Linked DNA regions of Mus musculus: region 2 is linked to region 1. The links are chromatin loops, found by intact Hi-C in ENCODE. Cell type or tissue: gastrocnemius. All regions are shown on one strand.

The links. Peaks named below come from ENCODE experiments on the same cell type or tissue, not always from the same donor. Only the 100,000 strongest peaks of a DNase experiment are listed, where the experiment ranks them.
Region 2: a loop joins it to region 1, with 5 times the contacts of the local background. A loop is called at or near these places in 27 of 42 quality-filtered maps.

Annotation. Positions count from the first base shown.
Region 1 is chr5:21,416,031-21,424,030 of GRCm38, reverse strand. The region is part of intron 1 of Ccdc146 (coiled-coil domain containing 146); the gene reads left to right. Among named protein-coding and RNA genes, the nearest start is that of Ccdc146, 4.6 kb to the left of the region's middle. In gastrocnemius, a CTCF peak has its summit at 3,223 (motif pointing right); no DNase peak of the experiment used is centred here.
Region 2 is chr5:21,267,518-21,275,517 of GRCm38, reverse strand. Gsap (gamma-secretase activating protein) reads right to left here. Exons shown (of 31, transcript NM_175437.3): 20 at 5,488-5,616; 21 at 4,904-4,962; 22 at 4,270-4,301; 23 at 2,475-2,536. Among named protein-coding and RNA genes, the nearest start is that of Gsap, 85 kb to the right of the region's middle. In gastrocnemius, no CTCF peak of the experiment used is centred here; a DNase peak (open chromatin) is centred at 3,942; H3K27ac peaks cover 3,872 bases.

The sequences.
Region 1 (8,000 bases):
GTTTTTACCACATTTATCAAATGAAACAATGGACAACAAAGCAGTGCACAGTATACAAAACAAAGTATTTTAGGAATGGCATATGTCTACGTTGCTAAGAGATTTGGAGACATTTGAACTTGGTTAGAGGACAGTCTTGATCTCTTTCCCTGCAACTGGTCCTTGGCCTTAATGGTAAAATAAAATCTCTCTCTCTCTCTCTCTCTCTCTCTCTCTCTCTCTCTCTCTCTCTGGATCATAAGACTTGTTAGGGGATGTCAGAATTTTTTCCTGGTCCTGTTGTATTATCTATGGCACAAGAAATGTTTCTTCAGTTTTGATATAAGACAGACTGTGCTAAATAACTCTATAAGTTAACTCTTTTTTTTATTATTCAGTAGGCAGTAAAGATAATGGGAAATGGGGGGTGTGGACATTATTTCAGCCATATTTGCCTATTCTTCTCCCCATTCTACAAATAATTCCCTAAATTCCTTACATACAGATTTAACTAATTGCAAGTCCAGTGTGATGGTGTTCACTTGTAAGTTTTCAGAGTTTGGGAAGCTGAAGCAGAAAGATCTCAAATCTGAGGCCCACCTGGACTATATACGGAGAACGTTGTGACAAATAAAATACACAATAAGTAAATAAAATGATACCTTTAAAGATCAAAACTCTCAGCCAAATATGGGACCCCAATTCTTTGAACCTGAAGTGACAGATGGATAGATAGACTAGGCTAAAGTCCTCCCCAGCGTCCATGTTGTTCTCTTAGTGAAGACTATGGTAGTGGTGGTGGCAGTGACAGCCCTGCCCTGCTGTCAGCCATCTGAGAAGAAGGCCCCTATCCTTGAGGACCTCCACCAAGGTGAAACCTGTCCTTGACTTTGCTGGAAAAAAAATGTTGGGAGAAGCTAATGTGAAAGAGGGTTGATTTAAAATAGATTTTAAACAAGGGTTTAAGAGCACAGGGGTTGCTAGAGGTGACTGATCACACAGGGAGAGAAAGAGACACACCCAAGAGCACAGGTGTAAGCTCCCTTGAGCTTGCCCTAAGTGACTTAGCAGAAGTGCTCCAGAGTCACTCTTTTGCTGACTCTCATGTTATGCCTCAAAGGATTTCTCTAAGAAACTTCTTTAAAACCTTTCTCTTCTTCTTCTTTTTCAATAAGTGAGATTATAGGATTACTCTAGAGATGTCTTGGATTGGGTTACAGTCCTAAAATAAAACTGTGTGTCACAAGAATTGTAAAAGGGAATTAAAACATGTCCTTTACTAGAAGTAGGGTTTTGGGTAAGATTTCTAGAAAACTGTTGGTTTATAGCTGAGAAAGAAGAAAGAACACATATATTTAGGCCTTACATGTGATCCATTGCTCCTTCAACAATGTAACTTGAAAGTATCACTATGTAAGAGACTGGTGATCCTCATCGATAATGTTGACAGCTGTGTTAGAACTCTTCATCTTCAGCTGGTGAGACACACTGGTCAGGCTCTGGAATGAGGGCTCCTTTTATTCCCAGTTCTCCATCATGTTCCCGTGTTTCTCTCCTGCCTCAGTAGGCTATAAGATAGACTTTATGATAAGCAAGTGCTCACTCAGTGAGTAGCGCCATTGGCTTTGTGTCCCATGTGGACGTACGTACTCAGACGAGCCTTCAAGTTATCTTTTTTAAATGAAAACCCAAGAGTCATACTTTGACATTTGAAAGAGGCACAAGCAAGTTGAAACTGCGCTCTGATTTGCTGTGGACGTGCTGCATATATTTGGGCCGAATATGCATCCTTAATAAATCATCCTGTTCCTATAGTCACTTTTCCTTTTCTGAGGAAAAATAACTTAATAGAACTGACAACTGAGCCATCATGATATCTGTGACACGGTCATTATTTCATTACTTTCAAGCAAAGGAACTAAAACGTACTGAAAGACTACCTTCCTGCTTTTATGAGGGTGGAACCCGAGAATCTGGTAGAGATTAAGAGTGACGTAAGATATTAGTTACCAATGCCTAACAAGCTAGTCAGTATCAAACTTGTCTACCTGTAAAAGTGAGTGATATAGTTTTCAAAGTATGTTCCCGTGTACCATCTCACGGTTTTCTCACAAAAAGCTATTAAGAAGGATAGTTATTCTTCTCCCTGCATGACAGCTGAAGAAACAAGATTCAGAAAAACAAGATGAAGCCATTATGACCCCCAAAACTGTGGTTCTGGGGGGATGAGAGCATTAAATTACAAATGTACAAGATTTTTTTGTTTTGTAGGACTACTTATTAATAAATTATTTCTCTGCTGGTGAGATGAGCCAATTCAACCCAGATTAGATTATATTAAATTCCGGTTTATTGCTCTTGGGTGGGCAAGTTCATTGACCCCAAGGAAGGGGGAGAGAGGGAAAGAAAGAGCACACACACACACACACACCACACACACACACACACACACACACACACACAAACACACACACACACACACACACACACACACACAGAGAGAGAGAGAGAGAGAGAGAGAGAGAGAGAGAGGAAAATGTCTGGATTATATAGGGAAGAGCCCCTGGGGGAAGGGCAGCCCAGCCCCTGGGCTGCAAACTTCAGGGGTGGAGGCAGGATATGCCAGGAAGGGACTGAGGGATGTTGGGAGAACCTGGAGGCCACATCTGCTTTGATATGTTAAAATATGCACCTCACTCCCTTGTCTTGGAGTCTGAAGCCAAACACTTAAAAGAGTTTGAAATAATTTAAAAATCTAAGTGCCCCTAAATGAGAGAGTAATGCTTAAATAAATTTTATATTTGTAATATTATAAAGAAATCTAAAAATAATATCCTGAAATAATCCATAATATAATATTGGGTAATAGAGTACTTAGTAACCTTTGTGTATTAGTTCAATCTCAATTCTGTAACGGCAATAATATATTTAATATAGAATTACATCACAGAAACAATTCCAGAAGGATGCACACCACCTTATAATGATGGCTATCTATCTCTAAGCCACGAGGTTAGATGATTACATCATTTGCATGTTATCAGTAGTGATCATGTTTGGCATTTTTAATGAAGAGAAACAGTAAGGCCTTCTTAGTGTGTACTGTTGCCTAAGGCTGTCTTAGAAATGTAGGGAATTTCTTAGCATCCAAACATAAATGCAGTTGTGTAGAGAATCTCCTACCAAATCAATGTGAAAGGTGGTGACTTTGTTATTACTTTATGTTCAATTCATGGACAGCAGAGGGCAGAAGAGTTTTCAGAAGAAAAGGTAATCAGACCAAGGATTAAGTAGCTCAGTTAAAGGGATGAAGGCCACCAAACTGTGCTCGATTCTGAATTACAGATAATGTTTAAAACAAACAAAAAAACTTCTGCAGTTTCTGTTATTCTTATAAGACAATAATACACTCAGAAACCTAAGAGCTATCACTTCTGAGAATATATAATGAATACGCAGGTGGACCCACTTGGAATCACCTTGTGAAACTGCCAGGCTAACCATACCTGTGAATTGTGAATCAGCTGAGCTCGCTGGCCAATTTAAAACTTCAGGGGAAGCGTTTGGCATCTCACAGTCAACCGTGATGTTGGCTGCACAATTTTCCAATGCCCCTTTGAAGATATTTAACTCCTGGTTTACTTTTTATTTGAGTGATATTATATTTTAAATGATTTTTTCTGTTTGTATTGAGATGACCAGATGGTCGTTTTGAAATGGACTGTGGTGTGGTGATATCTCAGAATAATTTAAATATTGAACCATTTTTCCTTCCCTGGATGAGCTTTAATCATGTTGTGATCTTTTCTGTATAAGTTGGTAGATTCAACTAATGGATCAATGAGAATTTTTGTATTTTATTTTATATGAGCTATTAGCCTGAAATTTTCTTTGACATTTTTTCTTCTTTTAGGTATCAGGGTAAATTAGGAGGAAAGTGTTCCATCTTTTTTCTTTCTGAGAGAATTAATTGGTATTGTGGTTTGCTTTTATTTGTTTTTCTCAAAAATAAATCCACTTTCTTGGTTTTGTTTTTTGGATTTATTTATTTTATGTATGTATATCAGTGCTCTATCTGCATATACGCTGGCATGCCAGAGGAGGGCATCAGAACTTATTCTAAATGATTGTGAGCCACCATGTGGGTGCTGGGAATTGAACTCAGAACCACTGGAACTCAGTGCCCTTAACTGCTAAGCCATCTCTTTAGCCAAATATCTGGATATGTGTGAAATTTGCACTCTCTCATGTGTGCCCCTTAGCTGTGTTTGCATGCTGTGCATCTCTTCAGTCTTTGTACATCATCCTGGATTGTGTACTCAAATCTGTGTTCACGTCTGCTAATTCTTTCCTAGTTTTAGCTAATCTTGTATGGAATGTCCCTATAGGGTTTTCTTAGTTTTTAAATTAGGTTTATTTTTTCTTATGTGTTTGGATGCTTTGCTTGAATGTGTGGCTATGCTAGGTACCATATGAGTGTCTGGTGCCTACAAAGATCAGAAAAGGGTGTCAGATCCCCTGAGAGCTCTCATGTGGATTCTGGGAATCCAACCCAGGTTCTCTTCAAAAGCAACCACTAGGCCATTTCTCTAACCCCACATTTTCTTCCTAATGGCTGTGTCTTCTTTTGGGGGGTTGATTTGGTTTTTCTACAAATCTGCTTTCTCTTTAAAATTGCCCTGTGTGTTGTAGTTCTTTTTTAGTTTCAATGTTACATCTTTGAACTGTTTTGAAATTCAGTTACACTGTGTACAACTTACATGTTGCTGTTTCTCTTTTGTGGTCTCCCTCTCTTGGGCTTTCTTTCCTACCATGGCCTCTATATCTGTTATTGGTCTCCCATCTCCAATAGGAGTTAACTGTTGAGGAAGTCCTTTCACAACTAAGTTAGGATGATTCCCTCCTGGCTGGTGAGGAGCAGCTTCATTCAAAGCCTTTTAGTTTTCTGGTCATGGGAAAGTTTTTAATTTTTAACCATTTCATTTGTCTTTAGGTTTTAGCTTTTTAAAAATAAACTAGCTCATTCATATAGGAAATGAATGCAAACTATAAGGTAAAAGGAAATGTATAATGAACTGAACATATTTTTGCAAAATCTCAATTTAAGAATTAAGATACTTTCGTTGTGGGTTTTTTTTTTTCCTCTGTTTATTTTGTGTCCTTCCTGTGGGCTGAACTGAAATGAGGACCAAAAGACTACTCAGATGCAGAAATTGGAGGGAAATCCGGTTTGCTTTTGTTCTGTTGGTCCTGCCCCAAGGCCAGTTCCACTCAAATTTGCACTGGCATTGTCAGGTCATACAGACACCCAAAAGTACGACAGACACTGAGCCTTTAATAGAGAAAAAGGGTGGGGACTGGGGTGGGGTGAAGATATAGGGGATACCCGTGCTCTTTTCTTTTTTCTTGCTACTTGGCCTTGTGGGACTGAAATATTGGGCACTAAATGACAACATAAGGTAAGGTTATGTGAGAACCTGGTCTCTCAGGTTCAAAGGAACCACAACAAGCTAGGAAGAGTTACAAGGGAATTTCATATGAGACCTCGGGAAAATGATGCTTGATTTTACATCTGATCTCTACAAACACCCAAAATGGGCTTCACCTCTGCATAAACATGGAAGACAGCCAAAAATTTAATTAAGACTTGAAGAAGTTGACAGCAGTAAAACACCCAGCTCTCAAGACAACTTTGAATTTTGCATTTATATAAAAAGTCATTCCACATAACAAAGGCTTTGGAAAGAAAACATTACAACCACTCTCCACAGAAGGCAGATAATTGTGGTCTGAGTGTAACTAAACTGCATGGCTATAAACAGCAAACAAACTGAGTAAGTCTTAAGGAGACCCAGAGCTTTACAGAATAGTATTTAAAACATTCAACATCCAAGCAAAAATTACCCAACAAATCCAACATATCAGAAACAGTCTGACCAGTTTTCAATAGGAAAAAAAAATCAACAAATCCATCTTCATAATAGGTTTATTTACATTATCTAGAAAAACTTTGAACCAATCCAGATATCTCTCAAATATGAGTGGGAAAACAAGTCTCTTGCATCCATTTGAAGAGGTGATAGCCTATGAAACAGATAAATGGCAAAATTCTTTTTAAATTTTATTTACTCTTTTTTTTTAACACTCCAGATTTTATTTCCTTCCAAGTTTACCTTCTGACTGTTTCACATCCCATACCTCCTCCCTGCCCTGGGTCTTCATGAGGATGTCTCCACCCCCACCCCCACCTCACCAGACTTCTAAACTCCCTGGGGCCTCATGTCTCTTGAGGGTTAGGTGCATCTTCTCTGACTGAACCCAGACCTGGCAGTCCTCTGCTGTATATGTGTTGGGGGCCTCATATCAGCTGGACCACCTAGTTAGTGGTCCAGTGTCTAAGAGATCTTGGGGGTCCAGGGTAATTGAGACTGCTGGTTCTCTTACAGGATTGTTTTCCTACAGGGTCACCCTCCTCCTCAGCTTCTTTCAGCTTTTCCTTAATTAAACCACAGTGTCCAGCAGCTTCTGTCCACTGATTGGGTGCAAATATCTGCATCTGACTCTTTCAGCTGCTTGTTGGGTCTTTTGGAGGGCAGTCATGATAGGTCCCTTTTTGTGAGTGCTCCATAGCCTCAGTAATAGTCTCAGGCCTTGGGACCTCCCCTTGAGCTGGATCCCACTTTGGGCCTGTCGCTGGACCTTCTTTCCCTCAGGCTCCTCTCCATTTCCATCCCTGCAGTTCTTTCAGACAGGAACAATTATAGGTCAGAGTTTTCACTGTGGGATGACAACCCCATCCCTCACTTGATGCTCTGTCTTCCTGCTGGAGGTGGTCTCTATAAGTTTCCTCTCCCCATTGTAGGGCATTTCATCTAAGATCCCTCTCTTTGAATCAAGAGAGTCTCTCACCTCCTAGATCTCTGGTATATTTTGGAGGGTCCCCCCAACCTCCTACCTCCCAAGATTGCCTGTTTCCATTCTTTCTGCTGGCCCTCAGGACTTCAGTCATTTTCCTTCACCCAATACCAGATCATGTCCCCCCCTCCCCAATTCCCTTTCTCTCCTAGGTCCCTCCCCCCCTTGTGATTGATTTTTTTCTCTCCCAAGTGGGACTGAGGTGTCCTCACTTGGGCCCTTAAGCTTGTTGAACTTTTTGAGTTCTGTGGACTGTACCTTGGGTATTCTGTACATTTTTTGGCTAATAGCCACTTATTAGTGAGTGCATACTATGCATGTCCTTTTGGGTCTGATTATCTCAGGATGATATTTTCTAGTTCCATCCATTTGCCTGGAAAACTCAGGATGTCCTCATTCTTAATAGCTGAATAATATTCCATGTGTAAATGAACCACATTTTCTGTATCCATTCTTCTGTCGTGGGACATCTAGGTTGTTTTCAGCTTCTGGCTATCACAAATAAAGCCATTATGACCATAGTCAAACATGTGCCCCTGTGGCATGGTGGGGCATCTTTTGGGTATATTCCCAAGAGTGGTATTACTGGGTCTTCAGGTAGATCTATTTCCAATTTTCTGAAGAGCCTCCAGATTGATTTCCAGAGTGGTTGTACCAGTTTGCAATCTCACCAGCAATAGATGAGTGTTCCTCTTTCTCCACATCCTCTCCAACATGTGTTGTCACCTGTGGTTTTGATCTTATCCATTCTGATTTGTGTAAGGTGGAAGGGAATCTCAGGATCATTTTGATTTGCATTATCTGATCACTAAGGGCTTTGAACATTTCTTTAGGTGTTTCTCAGCCATTCAAGATTCCTCAGTTGTGAATTCTCGGTTTAGTTCTATACCCCATTTTTTGATTGAGTTGTTAGCTTTTTGATTTCTTTATATATTTTACATATTAACCCTCTATTGGATATGGGGTTAGTGAAGATTTTTTTCCCAATCTGTAGGTTGCTGATTTGCCTTATTAACTATGTCCTTTGCCTTATAGAAACTTTACAGTTTCATGAGGACCCATTTATCAATTCTTGTTCTTAGAGTGTGAGCCATTGGAGTTTAGGA
Region 2 (8,000 bases), 150 kb after region 1:
AAGAAGCTGGACTCCAGAAATTCAAATAACCCCATTAAAAATGGGGCTCAGAGCTAAACAAAGAATTCTCAACTGAGGAATGCCGAATGGCTGAGAAGCACCTGAAAAAATGTTCAACATCCTTAATCATCAGGGAAATGCAAATCAAAACAACCCTGACATTCCACCTCACACCAGTCAGAATGGCTAAGATCAAAAATTCAGGTGACAGCAGATGCTGGCGAGGATGTGGAGAAAGAGGAACACTCCTCCATTGTTGGTGGGATTGCAGGCTTGTACAACCACTCTGGAAATCAGTCTGGCAGTTCCTCAGAAAATTGGACATAGTACTACCGATCCAACAATACCTCTCCTGGTCATATACCCAGAAGATGTTCCAACCGGTAATAAGGACCCATGCTCTACTATGTTCATAGCAGCCTTATTTATAATAGCCAGAAGCTGGAAAGAACCCAGATGTCCCTCAACAAAGGAATGGATACAGAAATGTGGTACATTTACACAATGGAGTAACACTCAGCTATTATTTGCTTGGGCAAGTGGATGTAACAAGAGTAATTTCTTAACCAAAGCCAGGGAGCAACTGTAAGTCCTTCGGCCCTGATGAGAAACCTCAAGGATGCTCGCGGAAGCCTTCAGCTTCAAAGTTACAGGCTTTGGGATCCACAGAAAGACTGTGTTCCACGGAGTTAATATGTTCCACGGAGGGCCTGTGCTCCGCACAGAGAACATGCTCCAAAGAGAGCCTGTGCTCCAGGGAAAGACTGTGCTCCACAGGGAGACTGTGCTCCACGGAAAGACTGCGCTCCAGGGAAAGACAGTGCTCCACGGAAAGACTGTGCTCCACGGAAAGACAGTGCTCCACAGAAAGACTGTGTTCCACAGAGTTAATACGTTCAACGGAGGGCCTGTGCTCCGCATAGAGAACATGCTCCACGGGGAGCCTGCGCTCCAGGGAAAGACTGTGCTTGGGAAGGGGCATAGGGATTCCCCTCTGCACAGCACCACCCACCTCACAGGCAAAGGTAATGAATATTCATTCTTGTGTCTCCAGGCTTCTGTATCTGCTCGGAGCCATAGCCTCCCCTCAGAGGCTGGCATTCCCTGCCCTCTGTCTTCTTTCCTTCCTTTTCCTTCCCCTTCTTCCCACTCCTGCCCTCTCTTGCCCTACTCAGCAAGACATTTTCTTTCTTTCTTTTTTAATGCCAAAGAGACCTCTGTGTGGTGACAACTGCTGAGAACTGTACAGGAGCACAATAAATGCATAAATCTTCCACCTTAGTGGGTTCTCTGTGACCTCAGCAGCAAGACACAATGCCACTGTATTTCAGTTCAGCCTCTTGAGGGAGATAGTTCATTGGGCTTTTTAAACAGTTTTCTTCTATAAAACCCTGTGTACTTTTGTGCTCTTTAACTTTCCTGTAATGCCTGTAAGTTACTGTAAATGAATGCCTGGCACAACCCTCATATAATGCTAACACACGGGAGGCTAAGGCAGGAGGGTCAGGAACTCAGGGTCAGGTCCCTGTCAGACACAGTGAGCTCAAGGGGGCTACTTGAGACATGGTTCTTGTCTCAAACAAATAGTCAGAATAAAATATAAAATTAAATAAACTTAAAGGATGTAATAGTTCCTCACCTGTGTGAACATCTTAGCCCCGCCTTACTTGGGTATGCATTTGTGTTCTACTGTTTCTTTCCATGTAATAATTTCCACGTGTCATGAAACTTTTTACACTAGCTTTAATGACTGGATGCATTTTGTGAAAAGTACTAAAGTTGATATTTTTTCTTTGTCCCACATGTTTCTTTGACCGTTGTTAATAGCCCTACACACACGTATGCACAGGTCCACAGGTCCATGCCTGTGCACACACAGGTCTGACAGACAAGTCTGCATGAGTGTCAGCCACTGGGATAGTGTCCTGTCATTCAGGAATGTCGTTGTAAAGGGGGATAGAGGGGAATGGGCTGGCTACAGCCACAACTTTTCAGTCAGATTCAGTTCCCAGAAGTGGAACTGGTTGGGTCTCATACGTTCACAAGATACCACCAAAATACTTGGAACGTTTTCAGATGTATGAACCTTGTTAATATCATAACTTCAGGACAAAATTGTTGTCAATTTGATAGTCAAAAAACAAAACCAGATGGGTATGGCTCAGTGGGTGAAAGTAGGTCCTGCAAGTCTAAAGACCTGAAGTCAGGTCCCAAGAACCCATGTAAAAGCTACAAGCAGGGGCGTGTGTCTGGAACTGCAGAATGTAAGCACTCATGTGTTCTTTATTACAGGTTATAATTGCATGCTTATTCCTGTGACTGATGCCTGCTTGCTGCTGGATACCCAGGCCAACAGTCCTGGCAGCACCCATTGGTGAATAGTTAGCAGAAAAGACCATCAGAATGAAGCTGTCCTTCCTACTGTCTCTGAGGACCACTGCCTGGCAGCACTCTGAAGCCCACAGACTACTTACCAAGCCCATGAGCAGCCTCTGGTGCCGGTCTTCCTCTTGTAAGAATGGTATTAATCTTGGCTCTGAAATTGAACAGTCAAGGGAAGGGTTGTGTTCAGGAAGTAGGCTAAAGCCATACAAGCCAGTTCTCGACTTGAGCCCCTTAAACCTCAAGGGGCCTAGCCGTAGGGATGGCAGGCCTCGGGGTATGGCTATGTGGCTCCCTTCTACCTCCTGAGCCCATAGTGAGTGGCCATGAAAGCGACTGAGCTGGTGGACAGTCAACTGCTAGGGAAGACAGTGCTGATGGGTACAAGTCATCAGACTGAAAGGACAAACAGTTAAACCAAATGTCACTTTCCCCACTCTGACTGATCCTGCCCTAACAAGACAGAAGGGGCAGGCTAGCAGGCAGGGCTTCCCAGAGCTCCCCTAACAACTGTCCCACTGGGTTCTTCTCTCAGAATCTCTAAGGTCCCGGAGCAGGTAGGAAGGCAGAACCCACAGGCTGATGCTTCCTCTTGAAAAGGCATGGGTGCTCTAAGGCCCTTCAAGATAAACACTTTCTCCACCCTGTTTAATTAACCCTGTGGATTAGGATGGGAGAACTCAGAATATGCATTTAACAACCTTAATTTGCAGTGTTCAGTTTTAGGCAATGACAACATTCCTCATGGGAATCAAAGCACAAGACAGAAAGGAAAAGTTTTAACGAGCCCTGAGATGCCTAGCGCCACACAGAGCTTCGAAACATCCCCTAGGCAGCAAGAAAACCTCCCACAACTGTCAGCCACAGCAGGAAGATGACCCTGTCTGGTAGGGTATAGTCCCTGCCTACAGGCAAGGATGGTCTGGTAAACACACCCTCTTCAGGCTGAGGCCAGTTCCCCGTGGAGATAAATCACCTTCATGGTTCACTGGGCTGTGTATACAGCTGCTGAGCATGCTGTTATGCCCTTTCCAAATTAAATTTTCATTAGGGTCCCCACACATATGAAAAACATCCAAGCCCATAAAACAGGAGTAGATAAAAACAGTTTCCATAATGAAGACTGGCCTTCATGAAGCATAATCACAAAGGCCTGGACCTGGGTATATTCACTGTTCTCCCTCAGTTATCACAGAGTAAACCCTCCTTGCTGTCAAGACTTAATTTAGCTAATCCTGGCCTTGGAAGGCCTCCCGAGACTCCCTCTATCCTCCACGAAGGGGAGGGGTCTGGCCTAGGCCTCTTGTCCCCTACACACTAGACCCTGACTACATATTCTCTAATGGCTCCTTCTGTCCATACTCTCCCCTCAAGCTAGCCCCAAGGACAATGTTGGCATGTGACAGCTAGCTTATGGTTGGCATGTGACAGCTAGCTCTAGACTCTAAGGAGGTGTCCACGCCACTGAACGATACTGCTTATCCAATGGCCCATCTTTGCTCCCCTAGGACCACACCCAGGGTATGACCTGATGGGAACTAAATAGAAGGCCCATCAGAGACTTGTGTGAGCACAGCTGGAGAGAAAGCAGCTCCTGCCAAGTATACCCTGTGGGTACAGCCAGCAGCCATGCTAATTAGATCAGCTGTGAGAGGAGAAGACCCAGAGACTCCTTCAGCAAAAACATACTTGGCTGCTGACCCTGGAGGTCCCAGTGCTAAGACAGACAGTAACAGAGCTATGTGGTCGTCCTGACAGGGTGAACTAAGAGCTGTTGCCATCCACTACTCTCCACTGTACTGCTGGGAATGATTTTCTTGCCAACCCATTGGTTAGGAAGAACAAGGTTGCGACCGAGATCCGACTTTAACACAGGTCTTTTCTTACCCAGTGTCCTCGTTTCCATGCTAGCAATCACCCTGCAAAGAAATTCTGTGTTATCTCCAACAGAAGCATCACTTTAAAAACTTCAAGCCACAGCACCATGCAGATGTTTCCCCTCTAAAGCCCCAAAAACCATGCAGAAACCATTCTCTGGCTACCTGAAAACTCAAAAACTTTAATCAGTGTACTGAAAGGAACATTAAGCAATTACGAATCTCAAAGCCCTTTAGAGCCAACAACAGCAATTATTTAGAAAAATTGCAGCTGTCAGTTATTGGAAATAACGAAGGCTAAAAACAGAACAGAGGCCGGACTGAGGCCTGCACTTTTAGTTCTCTGAGATGACTCATCTACCCAGAGAATATGCTTTCAAAATAAGAGCAAGTTCCACCAACCCAGCCCACCAACAATTAAAGCAAATCAAACTACTATGTCTTTCATTGCCAGTACTCACTTATAAAAGCCGACTTTACCATTATCCATCATAAGTGGTCCTCTATAGGGTGTGTGCCTATAGAAGTGTCTCCCTCTAGACACTCCAGCACCCAGTGGTCTACAGGAAGCCAAGGACAGCAGTTCCTTGAGAGTTGACCACACAGGCAGCCAGCCAGGTCCATGATAGCCAGATCATACTTACTTCATTGCGTTTTCAAGAATGTTCCTCACGTACATTGTGGATCTCCTTTTGCCCGTTCTCTAGGGGTGAGAACACGTCAGGATAATGGAAGGTGAGATTTTCCTGGATAGCTTTTTTTTATTAACAGCAAGAACAAATAGCAATCTATTAAAGGGTTTAAAAATAATATCATTTTCCATGTTAAGGAGAGCACATTTTTTTAAATTAAACTTTATTCTCAAAGAACTCTATGCAACAGTAGTACAGGGGTCCCTTGGACCCTTCATCCTCTCTCCATTAATGCTTCTATCTGATATAGCTGCACTACAATATCAAAATCAGGAAGTGGATATGCACAGTATGTGTCTAGTTCTATGCCACTCTGCCATGTGTGTAGATTTACGTACTACAGTGTACACTCATTGCTCTTCGACTATAAATGAGCCACATTTGCCTTCCTCCCCCTACTCCAATTTCCTCCTCTAAGAACAAACAGTATAGAGCAGTCCTCCCTGCCCACTGGGTTGTCAGTGAGGTGATGCGGGTGGTGACAGAGGACTGCGTGGCCACCATGGGCCAGCCTCCACTGCTAGCTGTGTGCTCACCTCTTCAGAGATCAGGTTATGCCATTCCCTCCTCACGACGCTGTTGTGATAGTGCAAGTGAGGTTTTGTATACTTAATGTACTCAAGGTTGGAGTTCAGCTTTGCCCAGTACCCCTTCAAGCCGTAGACCTGGAGACAAAAAAAAAAAAAAAAAAAAAAAAAAAGCATTAACTTGAACAGCAGGCACTGTCTGCCGTCCTGCAGCAGGGACCACATGCCTCACTCCATGCCTCTTGGGTGTTGGCATTTCCGAGCAACTCCATCTTTCACAGAACAGGGACACCCACGAGAAGTTGCAAATTGAGAGCCTAGCCTCTCCTCTTTTCTCTTCCCATTTACAATAGAGAGAACTACAATTCACTTCCCAAAACTAAGGACTTCCAAGTTGGTTGGCTCAGCAGGAAGCCATTTCCTCCCTGGAGAGCGATTCTCCTGGCCTGGGTGGTGTCACCACACTGTGTCCCGTCAGAAATGTACTTGTAACTCAGAACAACTGGAACAGGCTGGCTTCCCTTCTAGGCTTATTCACTTCCAAAACCCAGGAATCAAAATGATAACATAAACTCATTTCACAATAATTGTTAAATTCTCTCAAAAAACAGAATTAGTTGGCTTTTAAATCTTTGAATTATTAGTGACTGAAGAATATAACCACTTTTGAAATAATAAAACTCTATACTACTGTATATTTAATGTTGAAGGATATCATGATGATGTCTGTAGCTATGGGAGTCTGGTGAGTGCCATCATGGTGATGTCTGTAGATATGCGGGTCTGGTGAGTGCCATCATGGTGATGTCTGTAGATATGCGGGTCTGGTGAGTGCCATCATGGTGATGTCTGTAGCTATGGGAATCTGGTGAGTGCCATCATGGTGATGTCTGTAGATATGGGGGTCTGGTGAGTGCCATCATGGTGATGTCTGTAGATATGGGGGTCTGGTGAGTGCCATCATGGTGATGTCTGTAGATATGGGGGTCTGGTGAGTGCCATCATGATGATGTCTGTAGCTATGGGGGTCTGGTGAGTGCCATCATGGTGATGTCTGTAGATATGTGGGTCTGGTGAGTGCCATCATGGTGATGTCTATAGATATGGGAGTCTGGTGAGTGCCATCATGGTGATGTCTGTAGCTATGGGGGTCTGGTGAGTGCCATCATGGTGATGTCTGTAGATATGCGGGTCTGGTGAGCGCCATCATGGTGATGTCTGTAGATATGGGGGTCTGGTGAGCGCTATCATGGTGATGTCTGTAGATATGGGGGTCTGGTGAGTGCCATCATGGTGATGTCTGTAGCTATGGGGGTCTGGTGAGTGCCATCATGGTGATGTCTGTAGCTATGCGGGTCTGGTGAGCGCCATCATGGTGATATCTGTAGATATGGGAGTCTGGTGAGTGCCATCATGGTGATGTCTGTAGATATGCGGGTCTGGTGAGTGCCATCATGGTGATGTCTGTAGATATGTGGGTCTGGTGAGTGCCATCATGATGATGTCTGTAGCTATGGGGGTCTGGTGAGTGCCATCATGGTGATGTCTGTAGATATGCGGGTCTGGTGAGTGCCATCATGGTGATGTCTGTAGATATGCGGGTCTGGTGAGTGCCATCATGGTGATGTCTGTAGCTATGGGGGTCTGGTGAGTGCCATCATGGTAATGTCTGTAGATATGTGGGTCTGGTGAGTGCCATCATGATGTCTGTAGATATGGGGGTCTGGTGAGTGCCATCATGGTGATGTCTGTAGATATGGGAGTCTGGTGAGCGCCATCATGGTGATGTCTGTAGATATGGGGGTCTGGTGAGCGCCATCATGGTGATGTCTGTAGATATGGGAGTCTGGTGAGCGCCATCATGGTGATGTCTGTAGATATGGGGGTCTGGTGAGCGCCATCATGGTGATGTCTGTAGATATGGGAGTCTGGTGAGCGCCATCATGGTGATGTCTGTAGATATGCGGGTCTGGTGAGTGCTGAGATTTCCTGGGATTTCCAGCTTCCTGTGTTCTAGAACAAGAGGCTGAACGGGGCTCATGGACAGCCGCAGATGTGGAAACAGTTTTCTGAGAGAAGGAAGCAAGCCAGAGCTGGGAGAAGAGTCGGGAACTCAATGGCAAACGCTATAGGGAGCACTGGGACTTTATATCCTGGTCTATGAGGCCATTTATGTAGCACAGGCTGTCTCATGTGTGCCCTGTTTTATGTCCACCTTGGCAACAGTGGTCTTCTCTCCATTGTACTCTCCTGCCTCACTGGGATCAAGCAGTTTTTAATAATACAGTCTTACCAAGATAAATATATTTATAAATAATTGTCCAGGGCTAGCTACATCTGGCCTGACAGCTGTTGCTTACTGAGGTGACAGTCTTAATAGGATGCACTAAGACAGCTTATGCTCAAAGGGTCCCATATATCCCCTCAAAACAGACGCTGTTGCCTTTGTTAGTGGTTACCCTCCAGAACATGGAGAAAGCAAGCCAGTGCAGACCTGGAAACGTCAATTCCTACTGGCTGAC